2 separate regions of the Homo sapiens genome follow, and region 2 is linked to region 1. A link is an interaction called in ENCODE POLR2A ChIA-PET data of the cell type or tissue named here. Cell type or tissue: CD4-positive, alpha-beta T cell. All regions are shown on one strand.

What was found. Peaks named below come from ENCODE experiments on the same cell type or tissue, not always from the same donor. Only the 100,000 strongest peaks of a DNase experiment are listed, where the experiment ranks them.
Region 2: POLR2A ChIA-PET joins it to region 1 with 7 read pairs; 17 of 35 experiments call an interaction of 5 or more read pairs at or near these places.

Annotation. Positions count from the first base shown.
Region 1 is chr12:132,870,873-132,875,872 of GRCh38, forward strand. CHFR (checkpoint with forkhead and ring finger domains) reads right to left here. Exons shown (of 18, transcript NM_001161346.2): 4 at 1,413-1,522. Among named protein-coding and RNA genes, the nearest start is that of CHFR, 14 kb to the right of the region's middle. RefSeq lists enhancers at 1,619-2,316, 2,317-3,012, 3,013-3,708, 3,709-4,404. In CD4-positive, alpha-beta T cell, no CTCF peak of the experiment used is centred here; a DNase peak (open chromatin) is centred at 2,169; H3K4me3 peaks cover 378 bases; H3K27ac peaks cover 671 bases.
Region 2 is chr12:132,816,761-132,821,760 of GRCh38, forward strand. It overlaps GOLGA3 (golgin A3), which reads right to left. Exons shown (of 24, transcript NM_001389683.1): 3 at 1-52. Among named protein-coding and RNA genes, the nearest start is that of GOLGA3, 9.6 kb to the right of the region's middle. RefSeq lists an enhancer at 3,704-3,753. In CD4-positive, alpha-beta T cell, no CTCF peak of the experiment used is centred here; a DNase peak (open chromatin) is centred at 2,901.

The DNA.
Region 1 (5,000 bases):
TTTGTTGATTATTTTGACTCATCAGCTAATAACAAATTCATCAGTTTAAGAGATTTCAAAACAAGTAATCTAAAACATCTCTACCAACACAAAAGAAATAAGCCTCGGGAAAAAATGGCATCAGGAGGCAGAAGAAGGTGAAGAATCTATGCCTCACTTATAATTTCAAACTACACAAAGGAGCAGATACAAGATCCTTCCGTGTGGCCAGGGGCTGGTTAAGTTTATGCTGAAGATGCCTAAGACATATTTGCCCCATTCTCCCTCACCACTGTGGTCTTTAGGTATTTCAGGGGTGGCCAGGTGCAGTGGCTCTTGCCTGTAATCCCAGCACTCTGGGAGGCCGAGGCGGGCGGATTACCTGAGGTCCCAAGTTCGAGACCAGCCTGGCCAACACGGCGAAACCCTGTCTGTACTAAAAATACAAAAATTAGCCGGGTGTGGTGGTGTGCACCTGTAATCCCAGCTACCTGGAAGGCTGAGGCAGGAGAATCGCTTGAAACCAGGAGGTGGAGGTTGCAGTGAGCTGAGATCACGCCATTGCACTCCAGCCTCCGCAACAGAGCAGAGCGAGACTCTGTCTCTTATTTATTTAAAAAATTAAATAAATAAGTATTGGCCAGGTGCAGTGGCTCATGCCTGTAATCCCAGCACTTTGGGAGGTTGAGGTGGGTGGATCACCTGAGGTCGGGAGTTTGAGACCAGCCTGTCCAGCATGGCAAAACCCCGTCTCTACTAAAAATACAAAAATGAGCCGGGCGTGGTGGTGGGCACCTATAATCCCAGCTACTCAGGAGGCTGAGGCAGGAGAATTGCTTGAACCCGGCAGGTGGAGATTGCGGTGAGCTGAGATTGCGCCATTACACTTCAGCCTGGGCAACAAGAGCGAAACTCTATCTCAAAAAAAAAAAAGTATTTCAGGGGTGACCTTCGAAGGACTCCCATAACTTTCCTTGTCCTATACTGTTCTTCCACAAAACAAAAACGGGACTTCTGGAGCTGAAAAAACTTACTGGAATCCAGTCTAACCTTTGATGTTTCTTGTAAGGTCTCCAAAAGCAGAACCATCAATGGCCTCCAGACCCCTGGTCCTAGGTTTTATTCCCCATAACTCAAGTTCTTCTCCTGTAGAACCCAAACCATCCCCATCAGTTTCTCCTTGGCTGCCATTTTGGGATTGGCTGCTCATGGCCACAGTGGTATTCCTGAGGAATGGCTGGGCTCAGGCTGCAAAGTCGACACTCCCACTCAACAGACACTATTCACGGCAGGAACCCATGTGAGCAAGAAATGGGGTGTAGCCAGGAGGAACGTTCCTATGGGAAGGGATGTAGCCAGGAGGAACGTTCAGAGAGCGCCCTCACGTGCACCCCCGTGCGGGTCTGACCCCGGCAAGCCTTCCTCTCTCTTACTGTGTTCCGGTTCATTCTTCCTGTACACCAAGTAGATGACATCCCCAGTCTGTAAAGGGCATGTCTGCTTCTTAACAACCTTCAGCTTGTTAATCACTGTTCCACTGGTGCTGTAAAAAAACAAAAACACAATTTATTCTACTTAAAATAACTTGGAGTTACAAGATTTTTTTTCTAGCACCATTAGCAAGCAGCTCGATATGACCACTCTGGAAATACTCATAGGAACAGTGTAAATACGTAACGATGCACACATCCACGCACCCCTCACCATTCTCTCAAGAAATGGCTCGCCCACTTCTCCCTGACTGACAGCCTAACCAGCCACTACACCTCCTCACGTGCTTGGCAGCTCTGCTGCTGCAGGGCTGGGTTCTCTCCCCGTTTGCCTCCTAGTGGACCCGGAGGCCTCGTCTACAGTGTGGTGCTTCCACCTCCAGCCTCCCCTGAGCTGGACTTGTGCTATCCACAGTTCTGTTCCTTGCAGCCATCACAACCCCGGTGAACTCATGCCTCCAATGAGTACTGATCCCTCCCAAGAGACTGGCTCTGGGCAGAAGCGGACTAAATGCTGGGCCGTCAGCTGCAGGACATGGCCCTGCACTCAGAGCTTGTGGTCTGGCTGCCAAGCCCCTTGAGGTACTCTGCCCAGGGAGAGGCCAATGCAGATGCTGCTGACCCAGGGACAGACAGGAGGAGGCTAAGTTGATGGGGCAGGAAGTGCCTCCTGGGGACTTCTGAGCAGAGACCTGACAGCAAATCAGGTGTTGGTCAGGTGACCAAGATCCAAGAGCACAGCATACCCGACACACAAAACGGCAACCGGGCAAAACGACTGAAACCACACAGGCCTCAGCTCTGCAGCTTCACTCCCGAGGCCCCAGCAGTGGACAGAACTCACATCCGAGTGACCACCACGGTTTGCTGAGGGATGGGAGTGGCAAACGATTTCCATAAACAGAGGGTAAACAGTGTAGGTTTTGTGGTCACCATTGCCACTACTCAGCTCTGCCGTCTGTAGCAGGAAAGCAAATGCAGACAGTAAGCAAATGAACTGCCACAGCCGTCTCCCCGTAAAACCTCCGAAACCAGGCAGTGGCTGTGTGTGTCTGAGTTCTGCTGTTACAACACAAAGCTGACCCTGGAAGATGCGGTTTTGAGCTGTGCAGATGCACTTATACACGGGTTTTTTTCAATGAGAGGGAATGAATCCCACACATATGCTGGACTGACTTTCTGTGTCCTCCTGCTCCACAGGGCTGGCTACGGGGCTGGAGTGCACACGGACTTGGGTGCATGCAGGGGCGCTGGAGCTGGACTGACTTTCTGTGTCCTCCTGCTCCACAGGGCTGGCTACGGGGCTGGAGTGCACACGGACTTGGGTGCATGCAGGGGCGCTGGAGCTGGACTGACTTTCTGTGTCCTCCTGCTCCACAGGGCTGGCTACGGGGCTAGAGTGTGCACGGACTTGGGTGCATGCAGGGGGCTGGAGCCAATCCCCCCAGATGCCGAGGGGCGACTGCAGCCATCACTCATCCTCCTGTTCTTTCCAAACAAAAATCTGATTATTTCACTCCTCCGCTTACACCCCTTTGATGACTCCTCACTGCTCTCAGGCTAAAGCCCAAGCTCCCTTGTGTGACTTTGCCGCTCACCACACGCTCCGACCACACAGCCCTGCTTATGCTCAGGGGCCCCTACACACGTGGTTCCTTCTGCCTGAGCACCCCTCCCCTCCAGCCCACCTCTGCCAAGGAACGTGGCACCTCTGGAACCTGGAAAAGGCAGAGAACAAATTCTCCCCTGGAGCCTCCAGAAGAAACCAGCCCTGTTCAGACCTGGATTTTAGCCCCATCAGACCCATATCGGACTCTGGACCTCCATAACTATAGTAAGACAGCAAATTTGTGTTTTTTAAATCCATTAAGCTTGTGGTAAATTACAATAGCCATAAGAAAGTACCACCACCATGCAGTCAGCACAGGGATGCCATGCCCTGAAGCAGGCGGGACGGCCCAGGACCAGCACCCAGCGTGGGGAAGCCAGGCCCTGGAACAGGCAGGGAGGCCCAGGACCAGCATTCAGCGCAAGGAAGCCAGGCCCTGGAACAGGTAGAAAGGCCCAGGACCAGCACCCAGCGCGGGGAAGCCAGGTCCTGATGTAGGCGGGAAGGCCCAGGACCAGCACCCAGCACAGGGAAACCAGGCCCTGGAACAGGTGGGAAGGCCCAGGACCAGCACCCAGCGCGGGGAAGCCAGGCCCCGGAACAGGCGGGACTGCCCAGGACCAGCACCCAGCGTGGGAAAGCCAGGCCCCAGAACAGGCGGGACTGCCCAGGACCAGCACCCAGCGCGGGGAAGCCAGGCCCCGGAACAGGCGGGACTGCCCGGGACCAGCACCCAGCGCGAGGAAGCCAGGCCCCGGAACAGGCAGGAAGGCCCGGGACCAGCACCCAGCGCGGGGAAGCCAGGCCCTGGAACAGGCGGGACTACCCAGGACCAGCACCCAGCGTGGGGAAGCCAGGCCCTGGAACAGGCGGGACTGCCCAGGACCAGCACCCAGTGCAGGGAACCCAGGCCCTGGAACAGGCGGGACTGCCCAGGACCAGCACCCAGCGCGGGGAAGCCAGGCCCTGATGTAGGCGGGAAAGCCCAGGACCAGCACCCAGCACGGGGAAGCCAGGCCCTGATGTAGGCGGGAAAGCCCAGGACCAGCACCCAGCGTGGAGAAGCCAGGCCCTGATGTAGGCAGGAAAGCCCAGGACCAGCACCCAGCATGGGGAAGCCAGGCCCTGAAGCAGGCGGGACAGCTAGGGACCAGCACCCTGCCTTTCCCATTGTGCCAAGAAATAGAGAACTTAATCTGATATCTATTAGACTAGGAAACGGAGCATCAGTTCTTCCTATTAAAACCTACTTCCTAGTCTTCTATCCCTGAAACTATCAGTTACCAAAGAATCTCACAGAGCCTGATCTTTACCAAACAAAAAAAATCCTGCAGTGAGAACAGCACACTCTCAACATACTGCTAGAAGACCACCTGCCACTTGCAGCAGATTTAAAAGACGCACATTCTGGCCGGGTGTGGGGGCTCACACTTGCAATCCCAGCACTTGGGGAGGCTGAGGCAGGTGGATCACCTGAGGCCAGGAGTTCAAGTCCAGCCTGGCTAGCATTGTGAAACCCCATCTGAGCTAGGCGTGGCGGCGGGCACCTGTAATCCCAGCTACTCGGGAGGCTGAGGCAGGAGAATCGCTTGAACCCGGGTGGCGGAGGTTGCAGTGAGCCGAGATCGCACCAACAGCACTTCAGCCTGAGCCACAGAGCGAGACTCCGTCTCAAAAAAGAGAAAAAAAGGAATAGGCACATTCTGAGTAACACTGACACAGACTTCCCTTCCGAGAAATCATCCCAAGAAAACAGACATGAAGGCAGAGTTTGGGAAAGAGTCACTGCAGTGTTATTTATAGTAAGAAAAAGTCAAAACAATAAATGTCCACCAATAAGGGAAGTGACAAAGAAACTATCCTAAGATAATGAAAAGATGAGCTGGATGTAGATGCAGTGACATGTGAAGCGCTCCATAAAA
Region 2 (5,000 bases), 54 kb before region 1:
CCAGGTCCATCCGGGCTTTCCCCTTCCGTGGATGCTCTGTTTACCTCGGCACCTGGAAAGACAGAGCACGCTGGACCACCATGGCTTTAACAACAAGGTGACGTCGCTTTTCAGACATGCAGCTGGAGTAGGAGAGAAGAGGATCCAGACTCATGAGCACGGCACTTTCTCATCCCACAAAGGCTTCACTCTGAGAGGAGCAGCCCATGGGCCCCGTCCCACAGGCGGGGTGGCCAGGATAAGGCCCACAGCCCCTCTGGTGTCCACGTCCTTCCTGTAAGGTGAACCTGCCCTCCACACCTCCACACTCTAACGTGAACCCGCCCTCCACACCTCTACGCTCTAACGTGAACTCACCCTCCACACCTCCACACTCTAATGTGAACCCGCCCTCCACTCCTCCACGCTCTAAGGTGAACCCGCCCTCCACACCTCCACGCTCTAAGGTGAACCCGCCCTCCACACCTCCACGCTCTAAGGTGAACCCCCCCTCCACACCTCCACACTCTAACGTGAACCCGCCCTCCACTCCTCCACGCTCTAAGGTGAACCCGCCCTCCACACCTCCACGCTCTAAGGTGAACCCGCCCTCCACACCTCCACACTCTAAGGTGAACCCGCCCTCCACACCTCCACACTCTAACGTGAACCCGCCCTCCACTCCTCCACGCTCTAAGGTGAACCCGCCCTCCACACCTCCACGCTCTAAGGTGAACCCGCCCTCCACTCCTCCACGCTCTAAGGTGAACCCGCACTCCACACCTCCACGCTCTAAGGTGAACCCACCCTCCACACCTCCACACTCTAACGTGAACCCGCCCTCCACTCCTCCACGCTCTAAGGTGAACTCACCCTCCACACCTCCACGCTCTAAGGTGAACCCCCCCCCCACACCTCCACACTCTAAGGTGAACTCACCCTCCACTCCTCCACGCTCTAAGGTGAACCCGCCCTCCACACCTCCACGCTCTAAGGTGAACCCACCCTCCACACCTCCACGCTCTAAGGTGAACCCGCCCTCCACTCCTCCACGCTCTAAGGTGAACCCGCACTCCACACCTCCACACTCTAACGTGAACCCGCCCTCCACTCCTCCACGCTCTAAGGTGAACTCACCCTCCACACCTCCACGCTCTAAGGTGAACCCCCCCCCCACACCTCCACACTCTAAGGTGAACTCACCCTCCACTCCTCCACGCTCTAAGGTGAACCCCCCCCCACACCTCCACACTCTAAGGTGAACTCACCCTCCACTCCTCCACGCTCTAAGGTGAACCCACCCTCCACACCTGTACGCTCTAACGTGAACCCGCCCTCCACACCTCCACGCTCTAAGGTGAACCCCCCCTCCACTCCTCCATGCTCTAAGGTGAACCCACCCTCCACTCCTCCATGCTCTAAGGTGAACTCGCCCTCCACACCTCTACACTATAAGGTGAACTCACCCTCCACACCTCCACACTCTTGGCTGTAGAATTTATGTAGTAACGACAGTAACATTTCCTCTTCTCTTTTTTGAGACGGAGTCTCATTCTGCTGCCCAGGCTGGAGTTCAGTCACACAAGCTCAGCTCACTGCAAGCTCCACTCACCAGATTCAAGCGATTCTCCTGCTTCAGCCTCCCCAGTAGCTGGGATTACAGGTGCCCACCACCACACCTGGCTAATTTTTGGTCTTTTTAGTAGAGATGGGGTTTCACCATGTTGGCCAGTCTGGTCTCAAACTCCTCCCCATTCACCAGCCTCGGCCTCCCACAGTGCTGGGATTACAGGCGTGAGCCACCGCACCCAGCCAATGTTTCCTTTCCATTTAAGTAAAACCAATAAGAAATCTTATGAAAGTCGCCAGTTTAAAACAAGCGAAAACCACAAACACTTAAAACACAGCTGACAATCTTTCTAGCAGGCACTGGTAACAGCAGTGTTAATCAGAGTCACAGCCTCACATTTACAAAGGCTGATTTTGGAGTCATTTCAAAGCCTCAGCTTATCCTCCAAGGCGAGGACCCTAAGGCGAAGAGGTGGATGATGTCATCACACCACCCGTGAAGCAGAGACAGCCCAGAACCGCGCTTCTGCTTGATGACAGCCTGCTGGGTAAAGGCCTGGGTTGGACCAGTGACAATTCTATACCCACGTGTTACCTCAGTTCACCCACTAAAATGATTATATACAAATTACCCACAACACAAACTAAAACATATTTCCTCATCAAATGGAACAAAGAAAGATTTCTTTCAATGAAGTGATTTTCAGTCTTTTCCCTGCCCCCTAACTGCTGACTGGTGGGTGGGCCAGTTCACAGTCAAAGAACCAAGACATGTGAGGGGGGAGGGAGGGTCCTCAGGGGGTTCTGGTCCTGGTTCCGGTGGCTCTGGAGGCCCGGCAACACCTCCGTGTCTCACAGGGGTCAGCATTCCTCGGATCCCACGTGCATGCAGGACAGCAAATTTGCTTTTTGCTCAAGCAAATTAAAAATGAGTTTCTTAGCCGGGCGCGGTGGCTCACGCCTGTAATCCCAGCACTTTGGGAAGCTGAGGCAGGTGGATCACGAGGTCAGGAGATCGAGACTATCCTGGCTAACACGGCGAAACCCCGTCTCTACTAAAAATACAAAGACTTAGCTGGGCGTGGTGGCGGGCGCCTATAGTCCCAGCTACTTGGGAGGCTGAGGCAGAAGAATGGCGTGAACCCTCGAAGTGGAGCTTGCAGTAAGCTGAGGTCGTGCCACTGCACTCCAGTCTGGGCAACAGAGCGAGACTCCGTCTCAAAAAAAGAAAAGGTTTCTTTCACTTGCAAATGTGAGTTCAAACTAACAGCAGATACTTACTGTCATGCCTCCCGAAAGAAAAACCAGAATAAAAGCAGGGGTGCCAGACAGGAAGCCAGACCACGGGCACCCGACCAACGCACTGAGACGCCTTTCATGCAAAGGACCCGTGAGCTCCACTGCTGGGAGAGGGGGAACCTTGCATTTCAGATAAAAGTTACTGGGTTAGGCCGGGCGCAGTGGCTCACACCTGTAATCCCAGCACTTTGGGAGGCCGAGGTGGAAGGATAACTCAAGGCCAGGAATTCAAGACCAGCCCGGGCAACAGCAAGACTGTTTATACAAAAAGTTTTTAAAATGAGCCAGGCAACAGGGCGCGGTGGCTCACGCCTGCAATCCCAGCACTTTGGGAGGCCAAGGTGGGGGGATCACCAGAGATTGGGAGTTCAAAACCAGCCTGATCAACATGGAAACTCCATCTCTACTAAAAATACAAAATTAGCTGGGCGTGGTGGCACATGCCTGTAATCCCAGCTACTCAGGAGGCTGAGGCAGAAGATCGCTTGAACCCGGGAGGCGGAGGTTGCCATGAGCCGAGATCGCACCATTGCACTACAGCCTGGACAACAACAGCAAAACTCCGTCTCAAAAAAAAAAAAATCAGCTAGGCGTGCTGACACGCATCGATAGTCACCGCTACCCCAGAGACCAAGGCAGGAGGATCACTTAAGCCCAGGAGTTCATGGCTGCCGTGAGCTATGATTACACCACTGCACTTCAGCCTGCTCAATGGAGCAACACCCTGACTCTAAAAACAGTAATAAAATGTTTAAAATAGAAAAAGGGGCGGAGGCTGAGATTAACCCAGCGTCTTGCTCGAGGGCACATTGCTCCTGAGCAGCAGATCTAAGAGCAGGTTCCACGGCCGCGGGTCTCAGAACTCTTGATCTTGGGCCTCTAAGTTGTTATCTGCCTCACCTGATGCTTATGTAGCAAGGACCAGCAAAGCCATCCTAAGCGCCTGAGTATCATTTTACAGGAATTAGACTGTGACTTCTGCTAGTAAATTAGCACATCTGTAGTCTACAGTTTTAAAGCACTGAACCTCCTGGCCAGGAAGAGGCATGAGAACTGAGTGAATAACTAAGTCACCCTTTCCCTCTGACACGTGAATAACCCAGGGGGCTAACATAACACTGTGCTCCGTAATCCTTAGATCTCTACGGGACGACTTCTGAATTCTAGCTATTACAAATTCAGCAACTGACCAATCAAAAAGGCAGAATTCGGCCAGGCACAGTGGCTCACTCCTGTAATCCCAGCACTTTTTGGGGCTGAGGTGGGTGGATCATTTGAGATCAGGAGTTCGAGACCAGCCTGGCCAACATGGTGAAACCCCGTCTCTACTAAAAATACAAAAAATAGCTGGGTGTGGTGGCAGGTGCCTGTAGTCCCAGCTACTCGGGAGGCTGAAGCAGGAGAATCGCTTGAACCCAGGAGGCAGAGGTTGCAGTGAGCTGAGATGGTGCCACTGCACTCCAGCCTGGGCGACAGAACAGGACACCGTCTCAAAAAAAAAAAAAAAAAAAAAAAATGGCTGGGCGCAGTGGCTCACGCCTGTAATCTCAGCACTTTGGGATGCCAAGGTGGGCGGATCACCTGAGGTTGGGAGTTCGTGGCCAGCCTGACCAACATGGAGAAACCTCATCTCTACTAAAAATACAAAAAATAGCTGGGCGTGGTAGCGCATGCCTGTAATCCCAGCTACTCGGGAGGCTGAGGCAGAAGAATTGCTTGAACCCGGGAAGTGGAGGTTGCAGTGAAACGAGATCTCGCCATTGCACTCCAGCCCGGGCACCCAGAGCAAAACTCCACGTCGAAAAAAAAAAAAGGTAGAATTTTAGGCAGGGAACATGATAAAGACCCATAGATCCCTTCAGGGAAACACTGCTGCTGCCCCACACGTTTAATGGAGTTCTGTTTAGCAGGAATGTGCCTGATCTAAAGGTGGCATCATTCAGTTACTAAAACATACTTTGGGCCGGGCACAGTGGCTCACACCTGTAATCCCAGCACTTTGAGGCTGAGGCTGAGGCGGGCGGATCACGAAGTCAGGAGATCGAGACCATCTTGGCTAACACGGTGAAACCCCGTCTCTACTAAAAATACAAAAAATTAGCCGGGCGCGGTGGCGGGCGCCTGTAATCCCAGCTACTCAGGAGGCTGGGGCA